Linked DNA regions of Homo sapiens: regions 2 and 3 are each linked to region 1. Evidence: chromatin loops called from intact Hi-C (ENCODE). Cell type or tissue: psoas muscle. All regions are shown on one strand. Each heading gives the region's core, and the rest is flanking DNA. Links, peaks and the distances in the headings are about the cores only.

Evidence for each region. Peaks named below come from ENCODE experiments on the same cell type or tissue, not always from the same donor. Only the 100,000 strongest peaks of a DNase experiment are listed, where the experiment ranks them.
Region 2: it touches region 1 in a loop (2.6-fold over the local background); 7 of 110 quality-filtered maps call a loop at or near these places.
Region 3: a loop joins it to region 1, with 4 times the contacts of the local background. A loop is called at or near these places in 18 of 110 quality-filtered maps.

Annotation. Positions count from the first base shown.
Region 1 is chr5:7,388,735-7,396,110 of GRCh38, reverse strand. LINC02142 (long intergenic non-protein coding RNA 2142) reads right to left here. Exons shown (of 4, transcript NR_183263.1): 4 at 4,207-4,820. It overlaps LOC107986403 (a long non-coding RNA gene), which reads left to right and starts at 162. Exons shown (of 2, transcript XR_001742597.2): 1 at 162-2,035; 2 at 2,137-5,463. RefSeq lists enhancers at 1-657, 658-1,423. In psoas muscle, for the core only: CTCF peaks have their summits at 3,500 (motif pointing right) and 4,639; no DNase peak of the experiment used is centred there; H3K27ac peaks cover 2,500 bases.
Region 2 is chr5:7,813,180-7,820,555 of GRCh38, reverse strand. ADCY2 (adenylate cyclase 2) reads right to left here. Exons shown (of 25, transcript NM_020546.3): 23 at 3,576-3,690. Among named protein-coding and RNA genes, the nearest start is that of CFAP90, 34 kb to the left of the region's middle. RefSeq lists enhancers at 3,126-3,853, 3,854-4,582, 4,819-5,356 and a silencer at 5,426-5,720. In psoas muscle, for the core only: a CTCF peak has its summit at 4,100 (motif pointing right); a DNase peak (open chromatin) is centred at 4,115; H3K27ac peaks cover 510 bases.
Region 3 is chr5:6,817,370-6,824,745 of GRCh38, reverse strand. All of the region lies in intron 1 of LINC02236 (long intergenic non-protein coding RNA 2236), which reads right to left. Among named protein-coding and RNA genes, the nearest start is that of MIR4278, 6.9 kb to the left of the region's middle. RefSeq lists an enhancer at 1,030-1,614. In psoas muscle, for the core only: CTCF peaks have their summits at 3,683 (motif pointing left) and 5,057; a DNase peak (open chromatin) is centred at 3,688.

The DNA.
Region 1 (7,376 bases), core at 2,216-4,715:
GGGCCGGGCGGCGGCCTCGGGGGCAGCTCCCGGCGCCGCCGCCGCCACCGCCACCGCGCGGGAGGGGGCGGGTTCCACGGGGCCCTCCGCCCGCCGCTCCCCGCCCCGCGCGCAGCCGGCCTCCGTGCAGGGGCGGTGTCGGCCCCCACCCGACGGCCCGGCTGCAGGCTGGGGACGGCGGGGGCTGTACGGTGGGGGGAGTGGCGAACTGAGGGGCTCCCGCTGCGCCCCGGCCCGGGGTCGTCCTCGCCCGCCGGCCTCCCACACTCAGCCACCAGGTCGTCCACCTCCTCTGCCCTATCCCGAGTGCAGCGTGGGTGGGGTGGGAGGGACGGCCCTCCCCGCTACGAAGTGAGAACACAGCCTAAGGGGTGGAGGGAGGGAGTCCTACCCCCACCACTCCCCCCGCCCCACCTGGCTCGGAGCACTGCGGGGCTCCTCAGCTCCTCTCCACTACCTCAAGGTCAGCGGGCAGGGACGCTGCCACCCTCCTGTTTCCTCCACCCCTTAGTGGGCTGCGGGGCCTGCTCCCACCCTCCCCCACAGTCACAGAGCGCAGCCGGGGTCAGAGGACCCGGGGGGTCCCTCCTTTAGTACGCGGGTCAGAGGACAGCGGGGTCTCCCTCCTTTTCACTCTTTTGGGGAGCTGGAGAGGATTTCCCACCCTTCCCGCCTCCCCGCGGTGGGCACCGGTTTGCCGTCCAGCCCTTCTTCCCCTCAGCGTAGCAGGGTTGAGGGCTCCCCCATCCTCTCCACCCTCTTGAGAGGGCCGGGGCTCCCTGCGAGGGCGGCAGGGCGCGGAAACGCCAGGGGACCTAACTGGAGACCGGCACCATGTGGAAGTGAAGCGGCAGTGACTGCACTGGGAGCCCCCGCCACGGCCTCGCGGGGGCAGCGTCCGTTGCGCCCTGCACGCTCAGCTTCAGTCACACTTTGGAGGTGCCGTATAAGCCTGTCATATCACAGGTTTACAGAGCTGCCCCGTGGCTGGTCGTGGTCCTCGCCGAGCCCCTCTGCTGAGCGGGGATGGCGGCAAAGGGGCGCCGGGGAGAGCGGCTGGGCGCGGGAGCGGGCGGGTCGGCCCTGGGAGTAGCTCCCTCCCTGTCACCTTGGGGGCCTGGACGCAGGAGGCGCTAGAGACCCGGCAGGAGCGTTGTGGGGGCGGATGTCACCAGGGACAGTGTCCCCTCCCGACACGCGTGGGAGCGGAGGCCGCTGGCCTTCGCCCTGGGGGCCGAAGGGGCTTCATTGCTTATCACCAAAGGAACCCACCCTTCTGGAAGTTTCCTCCTATTCGAGTGTGGTCCGGCCCAAAGAGCCCCCAAATCCCACCTCCTCCCCCAAAGCCTTACCCCAAGGAATCCAAGGCACAAGAGCCCTCCCTTCTCCTGCCACCAGCGAGCATCCCAGAGGGCAGCCCCAGAGGGCTGTTCCATGCACTTTTCATCTCTTCCAGGAGATGACCAGCTCTCAGGACTCAGCCTTGTCACCACCTAAGACCTCAGAACCTTCTCGAATGGCCCCATGCCCCGCCTCCCTGGCTGTCCTGTCCTCCTCGCTGGCAGAGGGCATGTAAGCTAGGTAGCTGCGTTACCCTGAGCACAGGGCCAGGCCGGGCACGGATCCTTCCAGAGGTTTTCATTTTAGCATCCGTCAGTGCCCACAGGGCCTAAGGATGAGGGCTCAGGAGCTGCACAGCTCACCCGCAGATCTCATAGACACCAGAGGCAGGGAGGTGGCCGAGGAGACTGGGCCCAGGGCTGCGTGCAGTACCTCAGGTCCGGCCCCACCAGGCTCCCTGGTCCCTGGACTTCCCTCCTTCTGAGGACCTGGAAACAAGGAGTGGAGGAGGAGGCAATGGGTGGGGGGGTGTCCCCCTGAAGCCTCCTGTAGGTCCCAAGGCTCACCTCCCACCGTGGGTCATCCTGCCCTAGCAGCAGAAAGAAATTCTCTTCCCTGCAGTGTTTATGGACTGCTGCCCCCACCCTGTCCTGCCTGCCCTCCACTCCAACACCCTCCTGTGACTGTAACCCAGGTAATTTCAACCTCAGACCCTCCCACCAAACCTCACTGGGCTGGATGCTTTGGGCTCGGTGCTTTGCTATGAACCTCAGGATGTGATTACTATACTCCCAGATTTTAGGTTTTTGAAGGTTCTGAGAGCAAGCTTCCATGACAGACAACACTGATGAATCCGCGGTATAAATATCCAGAACCCAATCCCTTCCAAGGAAACACGGTTGAGTGGGAAGCTGGACACGGTTTCTATTGTGTTGGTTCTGTCTTCCTCCGGCTGTGTGCTTGGTCTTTCTGGGGCGGGCAGAGTTGCACATTTCCAGTCCTTTCCTGTGCTAGCAACAGACTAATTATTCATCTTCTCTTCAATCTTTGCTGCTTCTTTACCCCTTGTATTGATACATGTTTGTCTTCACCCACTCAAGAAGGGAGAAAAAATAAATAATCCGTCATTTAGGTTTATGCGAAAAGAGCTGAAAAACTTATGAGGAAAAGGAAATGCTTAATTACTGTCTCCTTCTTCCTAGTGGGGAAGTGGAATCTTTTAAATATCCAGTATGTATACCATATATATGTTCTCTGTATGGTAAAGGCAGTCTTAAGACTTTTAAGAAATTTTGTTACAATGTAATGACATGGAGATTATTTTGCCCTTGATCTTTTTGAATTTTTTTTAATTCACTCATCCTTCCATTAGTTTATTAAACTAACATTATGTGCCTACCATGTGCTGGATGAAGGGGGCAGGGTGAAGGCGTGGGAAAGACAGGGATCCTGGGACCCTTGTAATAGTTTCCAATTTACTTTGAAAAGTAAGGCTACAAGAAGTGAAACAGGAACAAAAATCAACATTCCTACTCCTCCTTTCCTCCTGAACACTACAATTTAAATTTCATCATCATAGACACAGGACTTAGAAGGAAAATAATATAAAAATGAAGAATATGTCAGTGCTTCTCTGAGGCTTTGTTTGATCTTTGTTTTGTTTTGATGCTTATTTTTATGCGGGCTTCTGTCATTGCTTTATGTTTAATACCAAAAAAAGTGAAACAGTACAATCATTACAGTTTCTGTATTCATGTTTTAGAATCGATTGCACTAAGTATGCCTTTTAAAAAGTTCTCCACAAGTTTGTATTTCAAAAAGGAAAAAAAGAAAAAAAGAAACAAAATAATAACTTACAAGCCATATGAAGTAAAATGAAAAACGTCCTTTAGTACAAAGCCAGGAGCGTGAAATATGGACTCTTGAAACTAAAGGGACCCCAAAGGAGACCTCTGGTTCATTTCTGTGTCTCTGGGTAGCAGGGCTGCCACTCCAAGGGTAAGGCCTGGAGAGCAAGAGGTTCTCCCATATATTTACTCTGTAGCAATTTATTTGTTGCAAAAAGAAACCTGCTGGGGAATCTCTAACTGGGCCTGTGGGAGAAAAAATAAAAAGCAAACATCAGGAAGCAGAATTCCTCTTTCCTGTAACGCTAGAGGGCAGCCCTCTATCCTCATAACCCAGCAAGCAAGGCTGACTTTTTGGATCTGTGACTTGTGCAGCTGGTTTAAGGTTCTGCTGTCACCACCCTGAAATTCTTCAAAATTTTTGATCAAAAGGTTCTGCATGTCCGTTTTGCCCGCGGCCTTGCAAATTAGAAAGCCCATGCTGGTAACAGGTCACACTAAACAGCACTCCATTCTGGGCCTGCAGGCAGAGCCTACGGCAGGCCAGCCAAAGGAGAAGGCCTCCTCTGCCTGCGAACTCAAGCCCATCCCCTCCTAATGTGGTCACCTCTCAGGGATTACATACACACTAAGACACACCTAATCGATTATAAATCTAAGCAATCACGCTGCAGGATAGGTTTATGCATCAGTGGGTTTTGGTTTAAAAATAACCCATCTTCTAGCTCCTATTTCAAATCCAGTTAGATTAGCTCAGTCAATGACGCCGTCGTGTTCCTCTCAACATCCACAGGGCTCTGATTGATTAAATCAAGGCAGCCCAGCAAACTGCGCCAAGGTCAGAAGCGAACGTGTGCCAGCCAACCTGGGGCAGATTGTAGAGCTGAGCACAGAGTCTTTCCCTGTGTATTCATTTTTCTCTCTGGCAAATACATTACTAAAATTTATATAATAAAGTATGAACAGTATGTCAACAGATTCATTATCGCCATGAAATATGCTTTGTGTACCCAGATAACATTTACATTTTTATTGAACCAGAGTCTGGGAATACAGAATCCACCCAACCCAAGCCAGTTTATGGCTCTTAGAAGTCAAATTAACTCTTTCAGTTCATTTAAGTACTCCTTTGCAGTTCAGTTTCCAAAGCATCAACAAAACGTTGCTGACTGTAAGATTAATATGTTCATTTTCTTGTCCATCCAGTGCTGAATGGTCCCTACGTGCCTTTAAAAGACGCTTCTTAATTGGCTTATTTGATAAATTAAATTTTCAGGGACAATACCAGAATCAATATTTCAAAAAATCATCTGTAAAACCTGATTTGGAGTGACTTACTGAGATTTTTGGCCCTTAACATGTGAGAAGATGGTACTGGTATTTCAGAACAGACCTTTCACAAATGCCCACTGCCATGGAGAAGTTTAATCCTGGTACTCTTTTAAAATCCATTGACATGCTGCAACTCCTTCCATGAGCGCTGGGAGGAGTGACAATAGGTTAATGACTAATCAGTTCCAGCACGTCTACAGCCTTGTGAGAGATATCGATTTCTCGGCTCTTGCTCGGAGAACGTGATCTAAAAAGCAATGACTCCTGCCGCCATGGAGACGTGTGCTCAGGATCAGTTGCCTAGAGAGGTGCAGGAAGAGGGGCTTATTTAGCAAGCTTACGTAAATGGAAAGTTCACATACCTTGGCTTTTATTTTTATACCCTTGTTAGTGTCTCTTAAAATAGTCATTAAGGAGTAACTTAATTATGCTCTAAAATTTAAAAAAAAAATGTTTATTGAGGGACAAGACATGGCCTCTATGGAACCATGCCGAGATATAGTTCATGCATGTTTTTGTCCAATTTCACCTTTCTCATTCAATTCAACCAACATATGATTTTAAGCCACTTCACATGTTTTGATTCATAATTTTTTTAATTTGAAAATAAATCAAATTCACTTCTAGTCTTATTCCACACTATAGTGTAGTAATTGTGAATATTCTCAGAATTGCTTCCTTAATGTACTGGATTTTGTTCCATCTCTGATATCAACTATACATCGTTGGAGAAGTCACATAAGATCTCCAAGCTTCAGCTGATTTATTTTTAAAGTAAGAAAATAAAGAATGGACCAATTTTTCTAAGACTCTTTCAAACATGTTTGTACCACCGCTGGGTAAAGGAATGGATTTTAATCAATATTTTTAGACTGAAAGGAAAAAAATTGTTTGCATCCAATTAAAAATATATAAATATAATAAAATTGAACTGCACCAAGAAGGTTGTTGAATTTTGTCTAATTATTTAATAATAAGTACTATTTCCTTTGGTATAAAGCAAGAAAAAAGTGTATTAGTGGTGTATCATAACAATTAGTAAACACCCACAAATCCTACTTTTGTATTAACGTGGCCTGTGTTCCCTCACTAAGAGGTAAGTTCTGTCAAGGCAAAAGATTTTGTTTCTTTTGTTCCTTATAGTCCTATTACCTGAAATTTGCAAAACACATAATAAGTGCTTAATAAGTATGTGCTAGATGAATGAATGAATAAATCAAGAAAGACACAGACAACTTCATTCTTTTAAAAACTGAGTTCAATTGATGAGTAATGGCAATGGATTAAGCAAAACTTCATTTGACAAAAATATTTCCAGGTCCTGAAGAGGTTGTCTTTATATGTTTGCTATTATACTATATTAAACAGTACCCTCCACTATATCTTTAAAAACCTCATGATGTTTTCAAATTTTAAAGTGGCAAGGTTTTCATGAAAGATTGAACATCTATTGCTACCAATTCCACTTGACCAATAGAGCAAAGGGTAACAGTACATATAAGGTGAGATACTAAAGAAATAATGACAAAATAAATGTGTCCAGGAAAAGAGATTATCTGGAGAAAATATCATTGAGGTTGATTTTTTATCAAGAGAAAATGGCATCTAGTACTGTGAGTTCCCAGCAACAAATCTTGGGCAAAACGTGTGTTCCCAGTAACACATCTTGGGCAATATCAATGAAGTCTCCCAGGATTTATAAAGCGTTAATTTAAACCTTCGTCCTTGGCCAGGCACAGTGGCTCACACCTGTAATCTCAGCACTTTGGGAGGCCGAGGTGGGTGGATTACGAGGTCAGGAGTTCGAGATCAGCCTGGCCAACATGGTGAAACCTGTTTCTACTAAAAAAAATACAAAAAGTTAGCCAGGCGTGGTGGCAGGGGCCTGTAATCCCAGCTACTCAGGAGGCTGAGGAAGGAGAATCGCTTGAACCCAGGAGGCGGAGGTTGCAGTGAGCCGAGATCACGCCATTGCACTCCAGCCCAGGTGACAGAGTGAGACTCCATTTAAAAAAAAAAAAAGAATTTCATCCTCTTTGCAGCTTAACTGTATTGAGATATTGACATCAAGAAGGCAGAGGTAGGATGCAGTATAATGTGTGAGCTCCCTGCATGGCCACACTGATTGCCAAGTGTGAAGACCAGCGTAGGGGGTAGTAAGAAGAACGATCAGAATAGGCTTGCTGTTTGCTGGATTTTGTTTGTTCATTACACCTAGCATTTTTGTAAAATGTGATATATTTCTAAATTTAATTTCAAATGCTGTAAGGCCTCATGTTCATGGACTGAGTTACAGATTGCCTATAATAAATCCAGGATTTTTTGCTATTAAATGGAAGACTTCAAAAAGAAACCATAATAAATATTTTAAGTAGCACATTTGAGTGCTGCAGCACGCGATACATATGAATATCTTCATGCCTAAGTAACTGTGCACTTCTCTTCCAAATAGTACCCCAGCCACACCCTCAGCTCTCATAAGTGACAAGTCTGAAACTGAACTCAATGTCCGAACCTAACAAACCTTCTCCTGGCTCCAGGAGGCTTGGACTGTACTGCTCTTACTCTGTCACTGGCCCACATCCAAACAACTATTGTTGCTGCCAATGTTACCCAGTATTTTCTCAAGTCTCCCCCAGTTTCTTCCCTCATCATCTCCTTCCTGCTTGCAGCTGCCCTGCTTAACCGTCTAATGCCATTATACCTCTTGCTTTAGGCTCCAGAAATAATTGCAGGGAGCCCCTCAAGTTTCTGCGACCACCCTACTCCCACCCCCATTTCTGGACCTATATCCCTGTTTCTTCCTTTGTCTGCAACAGTACCCGCCACCCACACCCACCCACACCAACTCTCACC
Region 2 (7,376 bases), core at 2,672-5,171, 420 kb before region 1:
ATCAGAGTTGAGTTAGCAAGATTCATCTTATAACCATTGTCTTTTTATTTTTTTTATTTTTTGAGATGGGGTCTTATTCTGTCACCCAGGCTGGAGTGCAGTGGCGCAATCTTGGCTGACTGCAACCTTCACCTCCCAGGCTCAAGCGATCCTGCCACCTCAGCCTCCCAAGTAGCTGGGGCTACAGGAACACACCACCACACCTGGCTAATTTTTTGTATTTTTGGTAGAGACAGAGTTTTGCCATGTTGCCCAGACTGGTCTCAAACTCCTGAGCTCAGGAGATTCACCTGTCTTGGCCTCCCAAAGTGCTGGGATTACAGGAGTGAGCCACCGCGCCAGGCCAAAGCTTCCCCTTTGCAATGGAAAGTTAGGTCAGGAAACAGCCCCAATACTGTTCCAAGCAGTACCTTTGCAGGTACAGAAGAGGTAAGAAATAAATTCTCCTTTGATTTTGTGGCATACTCAGGAAAACACACTTCTGGTTTAGGCATCTCAAATAATTTATTCCAGCTCTGGCACAGGTCAGAGCACCCAGGGGTCAGCCGCTGGACACTGGCCTGCGGTTCCAGCCTTGCATCTGTCAGCTCAGCTTTTCTTCTGGCCACTGCTCATCCCTGCTTGGTCAGCAGCTCTGGGGGTGGGGAAGAGCCTGGACTGATTATTGCTGGCAACATGGCCATCTCTAGTTAGTGTAGGAGTGTGCTTGATTTGTGGTTCCAACTGATTCTACAGCTAGATATGCTGAAAAGGATGCTAGGAGTGAATTCACCTCATTATTTGTCCCATCGCTTTTGTTGGCAATATTATTCTTCCACTTTGCTATCCCTGAACTACCTCTGGATGTCACAGTGCATGGAGGTCAAGCAGGGAAGTCCCCTCCTGGGAGAGACAGAGGGTCGGGGGAAAGGGAGAATCAAAGGCCAAGTGAAACGTTGAGTTCAGGCTTCCTTAGAAATCTAACAAGGCTGATATATGGGGTTGAGGGTATAGACTTTATCAGTTATTGGACAATCAGGGTAAAGTAGACATTTAATGTCAATAAACACCACTGGAAGGAGGTCCATTCAACAGTTCGCGTGAATCTGAACAATATCACTGAAGTCTAGACCAGGAAAATGGCACGTTGGAGGTAGCACATATGACTGGCAAATAGCCGTTCTGGTCCCATGCTGCAGTGCAGGGCAATATGATTTTGGTCTATATAAGTTTGATAATAGAAGAGGTCATTCTCCCATTGCGATAGTTAATACTAAATGTCAAATTAATTGGATTGACAGATGCAAGGTACTGTTCCTAGGTGTGTCTGTGAGGGTGTTGCCAAAGGAGATTAACATTTGAGTGAGTGGATTGGGAAAGGCAGACCCACCCTCAATGTGAGTGGGCACCATCTGATCAGCTGCCAGCGTGGCCAGAATAAAAGCAGGCAGAAGAACGTGGAGAGATTAGACTGGCTTCACCTCCCAGCCTACATCTTCCTCCTGTGCTGGATGCTTCCTGCCCTCCAGCATCAGACTCCAAGTTCTTTAGCTTTGGGACTCGGACTGGCTTCCTTGCTCCTCGGCTTGCAGACGGCCTAATGTGGGACCTCGCCTTGTGATTGTGTGAGTTAATACTTCTTAATAAACTTTCCTTTATATATACATCTATCCTATTATTTCTGTCCCTCCAGATAACCCTAATACACCCATGTAATACATTTTTTTTTATTTTAAAGAGGTATAGTAGCAAAATTTGAGGAGCCCATTTTCCAAGCTGTCAAAACAGTGTAGAGTCTCTGGGGTCAAAGGGACACGCCCATGTTTGGTGTGGTCATCTCATCTTTGTGTAAGGTAGAGCCCCCGATAGGGGTTTACTATGCACAGAACTGAGAAAGTAGAAAGAAAAATATGGCATTTTGGGAGACTGAGGTGAGCAGATCACTTGAGGTCAGGAGTGAGAGACCAGCCTGGCCAACATGTCTCTACTAAATATACTAAATCTACTAAATATAAATAGTAGAGAAATCCTGTCTCTACTAAAAATACAAACATTAGCCAGGTGTGGTGGCACATGCCTATAATCCCAGCTAGTTGGGAGGCCGAGGCAGGAGAATCACGTGAACCCAGGAGGTGGAGGTTGCAGTGAACTGAGATCGTGCCACTGCACTCCAGCCTGGGTGACAGAGCAAGACTCTGTCTCACAAAAGAAAAAAAAAAAAAAGAAAAAGAAAAAGAAAAATATGATTAAACACTGACAACTAATAGTACAAGTGGAGAAACACATCTCATTTGTGAAAGAGATGTAACATATTTTGGATTTAAATGACATTCAGGACATACCCATAGCAAAGGAAGAAAATGGCTTTAAATATTCAGATTTCTTTTTAAAGTTGAAATTTGTATGTAAGAGAGCGTTAAAAACCATTCAGATAGAATTTGCTGCCTGAACTGCTCTTATATAAACTGACTCTCAGAAGAAGCAAAATGTGTTGCCAAGAAAACCATAAAATGGTCAAAGAAGCTCTTAGAACTCTGAATGGTTGCAAGTAACTGCACACATCGCAACCAAGCTGTGTGTTGACTTGATGGCTTAAAACACACATTTAAAAAAACAACAATTTGTAAAAGGCAAGTCATGAAACATGCTAAAAAAAATCAACTTAAAGTCTGTTAAAAATTTAGAAATCAGGAAGCCTTTGTTTTCAACCAAGTAAACGTTACTTTTTTTTTTTTTTTTTTTTTTTTTTTTTTGGTGACAGCGTCTCTTTCTGTCACCCAGGCTGGATTGCAGTGGCACTATTATGGCTTGCTGCAGCCTCAACCTCTTGGGTTCAATCAATCCTTCCGCCTCAGCCTCCAAAGTAGCTAGGACTACAGGCGTGCGCCGCCAAGCTCAGCTAATTTATTTTTTGTAGAGATGGGGTCTCATCATGTTGCCCAGGCTGGTCTCAAACTCCTGGAATCAAGTGATCTTCCCACCTCAGCCTCCGAAAGTGCTGGGGTTACAGGCATGAGCCACTGCACCAGGCCTAAAGGTTATTTTTTAACAATATTATAAAGAAAGCTGGATTTTTTTTTCTCTAGGATTTGAACACAATCGGAAAAGCTGTCGCTGTTTCAGAACCTATGACACATTTGGTGTTCTTACAGCTTGTGGCCCCAGGAAGATGGAACTGTATTGCAACAATTCTAAGATCCACTTTTTTAAAGAAAATATTTTTACATCTCTGAAATATGGGTGTATCTTATAGTTAGTGGCAGGTCCCAGTTTAATTGGCAACAGCCCATAAAATAATGTAGCAGCTCTTAGTGGATGTCTCACAGTGAATCAGCAACGCAGGATGGCTCAAGGCTGTGCGTGCCGTGTTTGTAGACGCGACCTTGACTGAGTGCAGGTAGCCTAGGTCCAATCAAAGGGTTTTTTTTTTTCTAATTTGTTCAAAAGTGTCCTTCCTTCTGTCATCCAGTCTTGCAACGGGATGCATTTGTAATTGTTCTACTCCAACACTGAAAGGATCATCAATATCTCCTGACTTACTCCTTATTCCACATCTTTGCCACAACTGAAACCGAGACCTCTTTTGCAGAACGTACCCACTCGCAATTTGAAGTCGTTGAAGGAGTGCTTGTTGATGGCATCCAGCTTCCCTACCAGGGCAAAAGCAAACTCCACCATGGTGCCAATGTGCATGTACTGCCGCTCGGGCTCCTGAGAACAAACACACACAGGCAGATGGAAGTTAGAGCATCACAGCTGGAAACTGTTCCCCTTTGTCCCAAACCTGAGCTTTAGGCAGAAAGGAATGCAGGCAAATTCTAATGCTACAAGGCACTGCAAACATTCTATAAGAATCAAATCCCATCTCAAGGAAGCACTGTGTGGCCAAGGGGAGACGTTAGGTGCTAGAAGACACTGACTTCCGTGTCTCAGGCCCCCTCAGGCCAAACGCATCATGCGGGCTAAGGCTGACCACGGGGAACCTGTATCGTATTAGTCCAGAAATCACCAAGGGAAGCTGGCTTTGAGGAGGGGCTGGCGCCTTCTTCCCTCCTTTCCCCTCCACAGCCGGCCTTTGCCTTTCTCTGCGGGGCTCTGGCTCTGGTGGCCTGACCGCTAGGGGGTGCCCGCTCCTTGTCCTTGGGCTGCCAGTGGCGATTGCCCAGTGGGAGGTGCAGTGGAAAAAGAGAGCAGGGAGGAGGCTTGGGGCCTCGTTCCTCCTCTTCCCTGCTCACCGCAGGCTTTCCACAGGGGTCAGTCTTCTTCACGGAGGACAAGGGCTACTGCCCCGGGTGGCAGCTACTGTCTCTGCACTGCAGCTCTCTCTAGTTCTGGGAACATCCCCCTCCTTTTGCCCTCTTAGGCCTTGAAATGGAGGATTTTAGGCTAAATTGTGTCCCTCCAAGTTCATATGTTAAAGTCCTAACCCCAGTCTCTCAGGATATGACCATATTTGGAGATAGGGTCTTTAAAGGGGTGATTAAGATAAAATGAGCTTATAAGGGTGGGCCCTAATCCAATATGACTGGTGTCCTTTTAAGAAGAGGCAGTTAGGACCCAGTCACCCACAAAGGGAAGGCCGTGTGAAGACACAAGGAGAGGAAGGAAAGAGGCCCGACAGGGGGAGAAGAGAGGCCTCAGGAGAGACCAACCTTGCTGACGACTTGATCTTTGGTTTCCAGTCTCCAGAACAGCGAGGCAATTAACTTCTGTGGTTTAAGTCCCCCGTTTGCAGTACTTTGTTATGGCAGCCTTAGCAAACTAATATGGAGGGTAACAATTTCCTCATTTACTCGTCCTTGAGGGCTGTGTCATCCCACGAGGAGGAGGGAATTACAGAGCTGAAGGAGAGAAGTCCTGAAGATTTCCCAGTGGGAAGAAGTGAACATTTCTATGCAGATTTCCTATTAATTTCTGTTTATCATTCCTGTTACCTGTTTATATTTAACATGAATTTGTAGCACTTACTATATTTATATTTGGAATTTCACCTTTTTAAAAGTTTCTATTTTTTGTTACATTATTAGTATATGCGTAGAATTCATTTAATTCCTTTAAATGTCCTGAAGGTTTCTGCTCCCCCAATACTTAACGATTCTGTGCACCAAAGTGGGGTGGAGCACGGTTTCTGTTCCAGCCTGCCTGCTGGGCTGCTGGGCCTTCGGGGTTTCAATGACATGCGGTCCCAGGCCTGCCGGGCATGGCTGCTTGGCCGAATGGATGTCCGTGTTAGCACGGAAGCCAGTGCCTTGTGTCTTTTCAAGTCGGCATCCCTCACTGGTTTGTGAGCTCCACCAGGGTAGAGACTTTGCTCTATTAATCTGTGTCTCCACAGCAGAATAAAGTCCCTGACAAAGAAGAAGAACTCAATAAATGCCTATTGAATAACTATACTTAGGTTGGCAGTGGGATCACCAAGAGGAAATGGCTGGGAGGAATGCAGACACGGACTGGTTAGGCTTTGGCGGAAGGTCAAAGCTGACCGCTGTGCATTCGAGAAGCACGCACCCAGGAAGGATCGTGAATGTGCCCACTACAGCAGGTGAGGGCTCCAAGGGAAGAAAGGAGAGTGGGATACCAGAGGGTTGAGCTGGCAATATGCCCTGGGCTAGGACATGGGTCGGGGGGAGGGGAACCAGCAAGGCACGCTGGAAAACAGCTGAGAGACCAGGAGAAATGGAACCTGGGGCTGCTGCGGGCCTTAGGCAGTGACTTCTGAGATGAGCGTTGGAGCCCAAAGGGAGCTAAATCAGAGATGAAGAAAGGTCCGGGGACAAAGAGGAGCCACCTGCTGACCTTGGGTCACTTTCCTTTACGGAAAGTGAAGAGAAAGCCCAACTCTCAGTGACTCAGAAGGGACGGGTGAGAAGATAGATGGAGACTGTAGACATAAGCACCTATTCAAGGTGACAGCAAGGTAGAGAAAAGCTGCTACTAAGGTGGTAGCTAAAGGGGAGAGGAAAATGAAGAAGGGGTTATTCATCTGCTCCACACAGTGTTTAATAAGGAGTGTGCATGGGGATTGCAGTAACGCAGGGTTTCTCAGCCTTGGCACCATGGACACTTGAACTGGGTTGAACTGGGTTATTCTCTGCTTTGCGGGCTGTCCTGCACATCACAGCGTGTTTAACACCATCCCTGGCCTCTGCCTACTGGACGGCAGGGGCATCCTTCACCTCTCATTGTGACAACCAGAAATGTCTCCATTGACAATAACAATGCTCCGGGGGGCGGGGGGAGGAGTAAAATTGCTCCCAGTTGAGAATCACTGCACTAAACAGTATAAATATGAATGGAGAAGAAGAATTAAATCTCTGTTCAAGAGGGAAAGACATCTTCCTATCCTCAGGTGAATTATATCATTCCAGAAAAAGTCAAAGGAAACAGAACTATTGCAGTAAATTCTCAACTTACAGTTATGAGAGAAAAACCATGTAACTACAAAATTGGAGCTACAAAGTTGACCGTCAGCTAACTTTGGTGGAATTTCAGAATGTCATTTCTTAACAACAGTTAGTCTTTTCTATCATAGCTCACTAGTATTTTTTTTTTTTGTCTCACGACTTATGGGGAAAACCTGATTTGGAGGCTTGTGCAGTCAGTTGGAAAACATCTTGCTCCTTAATAGGAGGCACAAGCTGTTAAATCAACAAGCAAAATCTTGTGTAGTAAAAATTACAACTGCCCAAGTAAGGAGGACATATTTGCCATGGAGAAATGATTTTGCTTTTTACCAAACCAAGGTGCAGCAAACAAGCTCCGCTCCTTGAGAAATTATTGCCCAATCTGTTTTCACACAGTTGGTTTAAACTGGAGGTTTTAAGTGACGTCAGTAATAAAAGAAGAGATTGAGTTCTGGGAATGAAGTTTAATTCAACATCAGTAAGTCATTTGGGCTTAGCAAATCCTAGAAAAAATTATGTTCAGTCTCTAGAAGAACTCAATTCATTTCAACAAGTCTTCATAAGTTTGGTCTCGATAAATACCTGATGGCAGTATGAAGCAGTTATTTCTCCTATTATCTGAATAATTCATGTTACATATCCCCAGCTATTTAACGGGCTTCCAGCTACACAGAGACTACTCGCTCAGTTCTCTGAAACATATTTTATAAACTGGTTGTTTTGGAAGTTTCACCAGCAAGGAACATTGCTTAAAGTAGATGCATGTTTACCAAGATGATTTTATAACCCAAGTGTCTGTTTGGTAATAACCGAGGTAATTTTTTAGGCTAAAATAAACATAACCTTCCTCTTCTGTACTCTCTTCTCCCTCTTCCTTCCATAAATATTCACTGAGCATTTGTCATGTGTCTGGCCCTGTGTTCTATGCTGAAAAACTTCTGGTGTTCAAGTTCCCCTGTATCTGATTTGGAAGATAAATGGGGATTGTTATCT
Region 3 (7,376 bases), core at 2,672-5,171, 570 kb after region 1:
GCATGCATATGTACATATTTTAATAGATTTTATTTTTTAGAACAGTTCTAGGTTCACAGCACAATTGGGCAGAAGGTACAGAGAGTTATATACTCGTACCCCACACCCATCCGGCCTCCCCCACTATCAGCACCCTGCACCAGAGCGGTTCAGTCATGACAGCTGGTGGACCTGTACTGATGCATCCTAATCACCTAGATCCATAGTTTACACCAGGATTCACGATTGGAATTGTGCATGCTGTGGTTTGGACAAGTGCAGAATGACATGGATACACATGATTACAGTATCATACATTTTCACTGTCCTGAAATTCTTCAGGGCTCTGCCCGTTCATCCCTCCCTCCCCCCAGGTCCTGGCAACCACTGATGTCTTTTTTCCATCTCCATAGTTTTGCCTTTTCCGGAATGTCATGTAGTTGGAATCATACAGTAGGTGGCGTATATGTTTATTTTAAAGTCCTTAAAAACACAGAAATATACCCGGAATTGTATAGGAGCTCAGGAACATCAACTTGCAGGGCCATCGGAAGCTGCTGAGGCTGGAGACGTTCAGGTGAGCTCCATGAAACAGAAGATCAAAGAAGAGCCGGGGCGGGATCAGAGCAAGAAAAAGAGCTCTGTTTATGCCGAGAAGTCGCAGCACAGAGTGATACCACCCAGGAGGTAAGCCCACAGTGCACAGAATAAAACGGAGAATCAACACTGGGGAGTTAACAGAATTAGCACTTCCTCAGACAAGCTGCATAAAATCACCCAGAATGCAGGAAACATTTCCTATCAGAAGAAAAAGATTTAGATGTATAAGATAAACAAAAAATAGACATAGGATGTCCAATAAATGGAAACTCTAGAATGCCTGAAAACAAAACCAGAATCAATGCAGATCAAATGTGCTTGACTGACACCTCTCAAGGTATATAGAGGCTAATTCTTTAACTTTGATCATAAAACTCATTGCTTTTTTTTTTTTCATGTACTAGAAAGGGAGGCTTCTAAACTAATCATATATTGCACTGGTGTTAATCTTCAGATTGTAACCCAAAGTGTAAAAATGTATTCATTTTAAAAGAACCTAAGGATTTTGGGGGACATTTTGATTAGGTAAGACAAAATGTTGTCTAGTTATTCACAACAAGGTACAGAAACAGTTCTCTACGACTCAGGAAGCACTGATCCCCGGGGGGATAAGGATGCTGTCAGGACTGCATTCCTCAGAGGAATGGGAACAGCCACGAGGCTTAGGTGTCAGAATCACCTACTTCTGGAAGACAGAGGAATATTCGTGGACAAAATGGAATAGAAGAAAATGAAAGAGTCAGCGGAGGAAGGAGACAACTGTGTCCTTGAGGATCTGGCCAGGGAAACAACTGGGCCACTTGAACAACAGAGAGAACTCCGTGCAGGGGATTGGTCACCCGTGACGGAGGGGGCCGAGCAGCAAACAGGGAGGGTGAGCAACAGCAGAAAGCGACAGCCACCCCTGGCTGGAGAGGCAAATGGAAGAGGTGCACGGGTCAGCCCTGTGGGAGGGGAAGCCGGAACAACAGCAGGTCTCCCCAGGGGACACAGTGGTGCTGCCGCCGTGTGGGCGGAAAACATCGGCAGAGCAGAGTCGGGGGAAAGGTTCCCAGGTCCCCCACTCTGGACCCTCGGTGGTCTAAGGCACCCAGAGGCGGCTGACTGGGAGCCTTGGACTCGGAGCAGCGCGTAGAGGGTGAGGGGCCTGCACAGGAGGAGCGGCCGGGCGGTGGAGTGTGTCCTGCCTCGGGTCCTCCCTCACCGGGGCCTCGTCAGGGATCCTCACAGAGGTTTGGTTTGGTTTGCTGGGATTTCTAGGGAAGGCAGCCGGGGTTTCATACCAGCCTGGTGGGACAGGGCGCTGTGGGGGAAGAAGAAACTGCTTTGCAAACCCACTTTCAGCAGTGACTGAGAAAGTCAGAAGAAAGCAAGCTGGAGAATTGGCAGAGGTGATAGGAGCTGCCCACGCAGGCAGCCAGCTGAGCCAGCCACACTGAGGGAAACCTCGAGGGCAATGACTCTGGCCAAGGGACACCTGGGTGACAGATGGAAGCCCGATTAGCTGTGGTCCAAAAAAGGGGTCCTCCAAAAAGCATAATGGAGGCCATTATTGTGCAGTTATGAATGAGAAAGTGGCTGAGTTTCCTTCAGTGTGTTGACCTCCTACATGGTAAGCACTAACAGCATAGTATGTCCTCAACACCAGACTAGGGGAATGAGTCTGTCACCAGGGTGCACTGTCCATCTTCGATTAGTTTTCCAGCTCTTACAATTCACAGGTCCTTTTAAATATTAGAATGTATTTGGTGCCACAACTGAAAGCATCGAGCTGCATTTGTAATCACCACACTATCCACCTGATCCTCCCTTGCTCTGCTGCTAGCCAAGGCAACTGTGAGAGGCTGGACTGTGCACCTCCACGCTGTGAAGCAGCAACTCTCCTGTTTCAGAAACCATGGGTTCCATCGCCCAGCTCCTGGCTCTGCTCCCACTTAACAGACGTGGGTTGGAGCATCACTGTGGCCATCGCATCCTCGCGTGCAACAGACAGGATGCACGATTTCCCTCCAGAGCCTGTGTCAGTCTGCTTGCCTGTGGCACCTTCACACCAAGCAGGGAAGTCTGCATTTTATGTCTTGAAGCAAATGCAGCTGTGCTTATAGTGGTCACCATCCCCGTGTTGACGACAGGGTTGCAAGGCAGAAGTGGGGCACAGCGGAAAGTCCTGGCCCATTTTCCATCTCCAAGCCCCCTCCCCTTGATCTTACTGGAATCTTCCCAATGCATTCTACATCATGTTTTCCTCAGGCTGAGATCTCCCCTGTGCAAGAAACAGTCTGAATCCTAACGAGATGTCTAAAAAGAGGCAAACAAGCAGCTCTAAATAATTCTGCCGTGCTTTGAGGGACAAAGTGAATAAATGCTAAAACATCATCTCTTTAGTTCTCAGGTTCTTAAAAACTTTCTAAAAAGCTGCTATTACCCCAGAAACACACTTTGAATGTTTCCCACTGTTTGGAAAAAGCAAAATACTTTTAAAATAAATAATGTGTGTATGCATATTCTATTTAACTCCATGATTTTTACAGAAAATTTTGAAAAACAAAAAATTAACGAGGAAGTACTTTAGCACCTACTATGGTTTCATGATGAGCAAGAAAATCGCCCAAAAGACTATTAACAAAATGTGCCTCTGGGAAGTCACCCAAGGAATAGTTCTGGTTATATATGACTGTGTATAGTCTATAGAGTTCAGGAAACTTAATATTGAGTTAAATCAGATTAAACTATCCTGGTACACTTTTCTTTATTAAGTCTACTTCTAAAATGTTGCCATAAATAAATTATTCTAAATTGATGAAATGAAGTAGAATGGTTAACATTTAAAGAAATCCTAACGGGAATTATTTTTTAAATCACACAGTCACCTCCTGTTTTGTTTAACATGTACTTCTGCAAACATTTGGATTTTATTAAGAAATAACTAAATTTAGGAGAGAATTTTAACTGCATTCTCTAACATCGATTTTTAAAACTGCTGCATATGAACATTATTTCCAGAATGCAAAAACAAATGAAGTTTCTTATAGTCTTTACACGCGAACAGGCGCCCCTACAGTCTTCCTCGTTTATCACCCACCGCTCAACCACCAAGCTGTCGTGGGATGGTGGCGACCTCTAGAGGCCACACTTAGGAACTGTCTGATTTAAAGTTCAACCTCTCTAGGCTCTTGGAAGAATCAGCAACAGAGCTTTTCCTCTAGGCTCTTAGAATCGTGAATACACAGAGCTTTTCCTTTCTCTTTCATGCATCGCTGCTCACAGCCCAGGTACTTCCACCTAACGCAATCATTTTCTCACACTTTCATGGCAAATGCCTCCCTTTTCCTTTTTGCCATTCTTTCCAAAAAATAAAAATTTTTCTATTTATGAGTAAAAATGTTTAAATGACTCCAATTATGCTCAGAGCCTGTATGAAGGTAACGAAAAGGAAGACATTTGATGTGAAGTCAAACAATGTCACTGACTGCTAGCCCTTCATTCTCTCAAAAAGCCCCTTCACAGAAACTCCACAAATTCTATTTCCTAAGCATCAAGATTCCAACTTTTTAAATGCTATTAAATTGTTAATTATCTCTGTTAGTAATGCATTAGTTTATTTCTTAGTTATTGCAGATGCAGTAGTTTCTAGCATTTAAATATTTTTGTATTAATCAGAATGTGTTATGCTGCAGTAACAAACCAACCCTCAGATCTCAGTGGCTTTGCATAAAGCTCCATTTGACCCCCCACCCACTCACCCCACAAGTCTTCTGTGGTTTCAGCCACTATCTAAGGACTCTCAGCTTCAAGCAGCGACTTGGAGGCCCAGGTGAATTGCTCCTTATGGCTGCACCATTTGGATTGCATGGTTTCCAGGGCACTGCATCAGTGAAGGGAGAACTGAAGGGCCATGCCTCTTCTCTTAAATGCTTTAGAAGCCCAACGGTCATGCTGAGGACCACTCTCCAGAGCTTGCTACATGGCCCTGCCTAACCCCAAGGCTCTGGGAAATGTGGGTGTCACATGGATTTTCACTGAGCAATAAATGTTTCTGTCACACAGTATATTTGAAAAATATTTTAAGTTTGACATTCTTAAGGGAGGAATAGGTCTAACCCAAAATTTCAAGCTCGCTTATACCACTCTCCATCAGAAAATGCAATCTTCGTCAACTGTAAGCTGTCATAGTACCTGAATAAATGCAAAAAGGAAGGGGAAAAAAGCAGCTCCCTTCCAAATTAAATCATAGAAGAAAAGGATTAGTCAGGTACACTTCTGAGAGGAAGACATCAGCTAAGTCATTTGGAGCAAGGTGTGACTGGAAAGAAGCATAACCGACAGTGATAAGCTGCCAGGCAAGAGCTGCGACAATTCTTCACAGACCGCAAGCCACGCAGCACACTTCGGAATACAGAGGAGAGAAGTTAAACAAAGCTCAGAGCCCACTGCTCAACCCCGTTAGCCTCAGTGGAGAAACAGCACCTCCCAGTGATCCTTCCTCATATCACCTTTTTTTCCCCATTCTTTTGTTTGTTTGTTTTGTCTTTGGGTTTTTTGTTGGTTTGTTTTGTTTTATTTCTCATATAATCCTGCAGTTCCCACACAGGAATTTCAGTTCTGGGCTTTATTGCAATGCTTGAGCCCTAATACATTTCTGGGCTTTCAATTGCTTCCAGAAAAACTGATGAGCCACGCCCTTATGGGACCACCCATCACAGATGATTCTTCAAGTAACTTTGGAACAAATCAGTGCCCCTAAATAGAGACGCAGCAAAACAGCAAAATAGCCCATGCTGTTGAGATTATTCCACAAGGGGGCCGGCAACATCAGGCAGAAGAGGGAGGGAGGTGATGAGAGAATAAAGAAAACAAGATTTGTGAGGTTGACTCAGAGGAAAATTAGCTCTGTCCAGAGCCGCCTGCCATTAAACAGCGATCAAATACAAGTGGAGCGGGGTGAGATGCGAAGTTTTACCTTCTGGTTGTTTACATGAGGCCTGAAATGAGTTCTACTTTCCTTTCCCCTTTCTGCCCCATAGACACACATGTATGCACACAATCACATGTGCACACACAGAGTCAAGGACAAACATATGAGAAACCACTGGGTTCAGTAAGGAGGTCGCCAGGTGAGGAAGGAAGAAATCAAAGCAGACCCTGACGCTCACAGGGGGGTCAGGTTATTTTTCTCTTGGACATAAACATTCTCACAGAACAGCTCCCCCGGTGAGCTTACTCAGAGCAGGAGTAAGTGAGACAAACCAAGGAGCTTTATAATTTTGTCTAAGCACAGACAAAAACAAGGTCGCTGTACCACCTCCTGATTAGAGTGAGTGACAGCTGCTTCTTATCCCCTGCAGGCTTATCTTCACCGCAGCTTGCCCTCCCTACAGATGAGACTAAGACACATGGGGGAGACGCAATCATAGGATCTTCCCTGCTTTCTGACAGCAACCAATCCACAGCAAACACCTGCTGCCTTACACCCTCTCCCAATCACCCAACCAAAGCCCAAATCCTATACCTCCTTCTCCTACTGAGACGCCTTATTGTTCTTCACCATGTGTGTTCTTTCTTGTCAAAATGAGTAATAAACCCAGCTTGTTAACCTTTAGATATCCTCTTGGTGGCCTTCAGCTTGTGGCACTGACACAAGCATGAGACCCTCCTAGTTAGAGAAAATTGACAAGAATTTGCAAGGTGCTTTCCCTTCACTGTCCACACTTCCCAACCCCACCAGAAGATTATACATAAAAACAGGCTGGAAGGGGGAAGAAGAGACTTGGGGGGAATAAAATAAGCAAGACAGTTTGTTCCTTTTTGCCATTGCCTCTAAACATCTCATTACTTTGCATGATGTACAAACACACAAATAATGCACACACATACACACAAATAGCTCAGGAGGATAGACATGGATTTGGAAATAAAGAACTGATTCTCAGAAGACAGTGTGGCAATTCCTCAAGGATCTAGAACTAGAAATACCATTTGACCCAGCCATCCCATTACTGGGTATATACCCAAAGGATGATAAATCATGCTGCTATAAAGACACATGCGCACGTATGTTTATTGCGGCACTATTCACAATTGCAAAGACTTGGAACCAACCCAAATGTCCATCAATGACAGACTGGATTAAGAAAATGTGGCACATAGACACACCATGGAATACTATGCAGCCATAAAAAAGGATGAGTTCATGTCCTTTGTAGGGACATAGATGAAGCTGGAAACCATCATTCTGAGCAAACTATCACAAGGACAGAAAACCAAACACCGCATGCTCTCTCTCATAGGTAGGAACTGAACAATGAGAACACCTGGACACAGGAAGGGGAACATCACACATTGAGGCCTGTCCTGGGGTGGAGGGAGGGAGGAGGGATAGCATTAGGAGATACACCTAATGTAAATGATGAGTTAATGGATGCAGCACACCAACATGGCACATGTATACATATGTAACAAACCTGCACGTTACATGCACCTTAGAACTTAAAGTATAATAAAAAAAAATTTAATAATAAAATTTAAAAAAATTAAGAAAAAGAACTGATTCTCACCTATGTCTGGAGGTCCGTGAGTGGTAGACCCTACAAACATACTCAGCAATGCCCAGGCGAGCTGAGGACAGCACGGAGGTGAGAAGAGGCGTAACTGGATGGGAGGGCACAGACACCAGTGAAGCCAAATCTGGCACAGCAAGAAACCTGTCCCGATGTGTCATCAGAGGGCACCACAGAGAGCTAGAAAACGAGCTAGGATCCCAGCCACCCAGAGGCAGCAAAGCGAGTTGAGACTCCCCA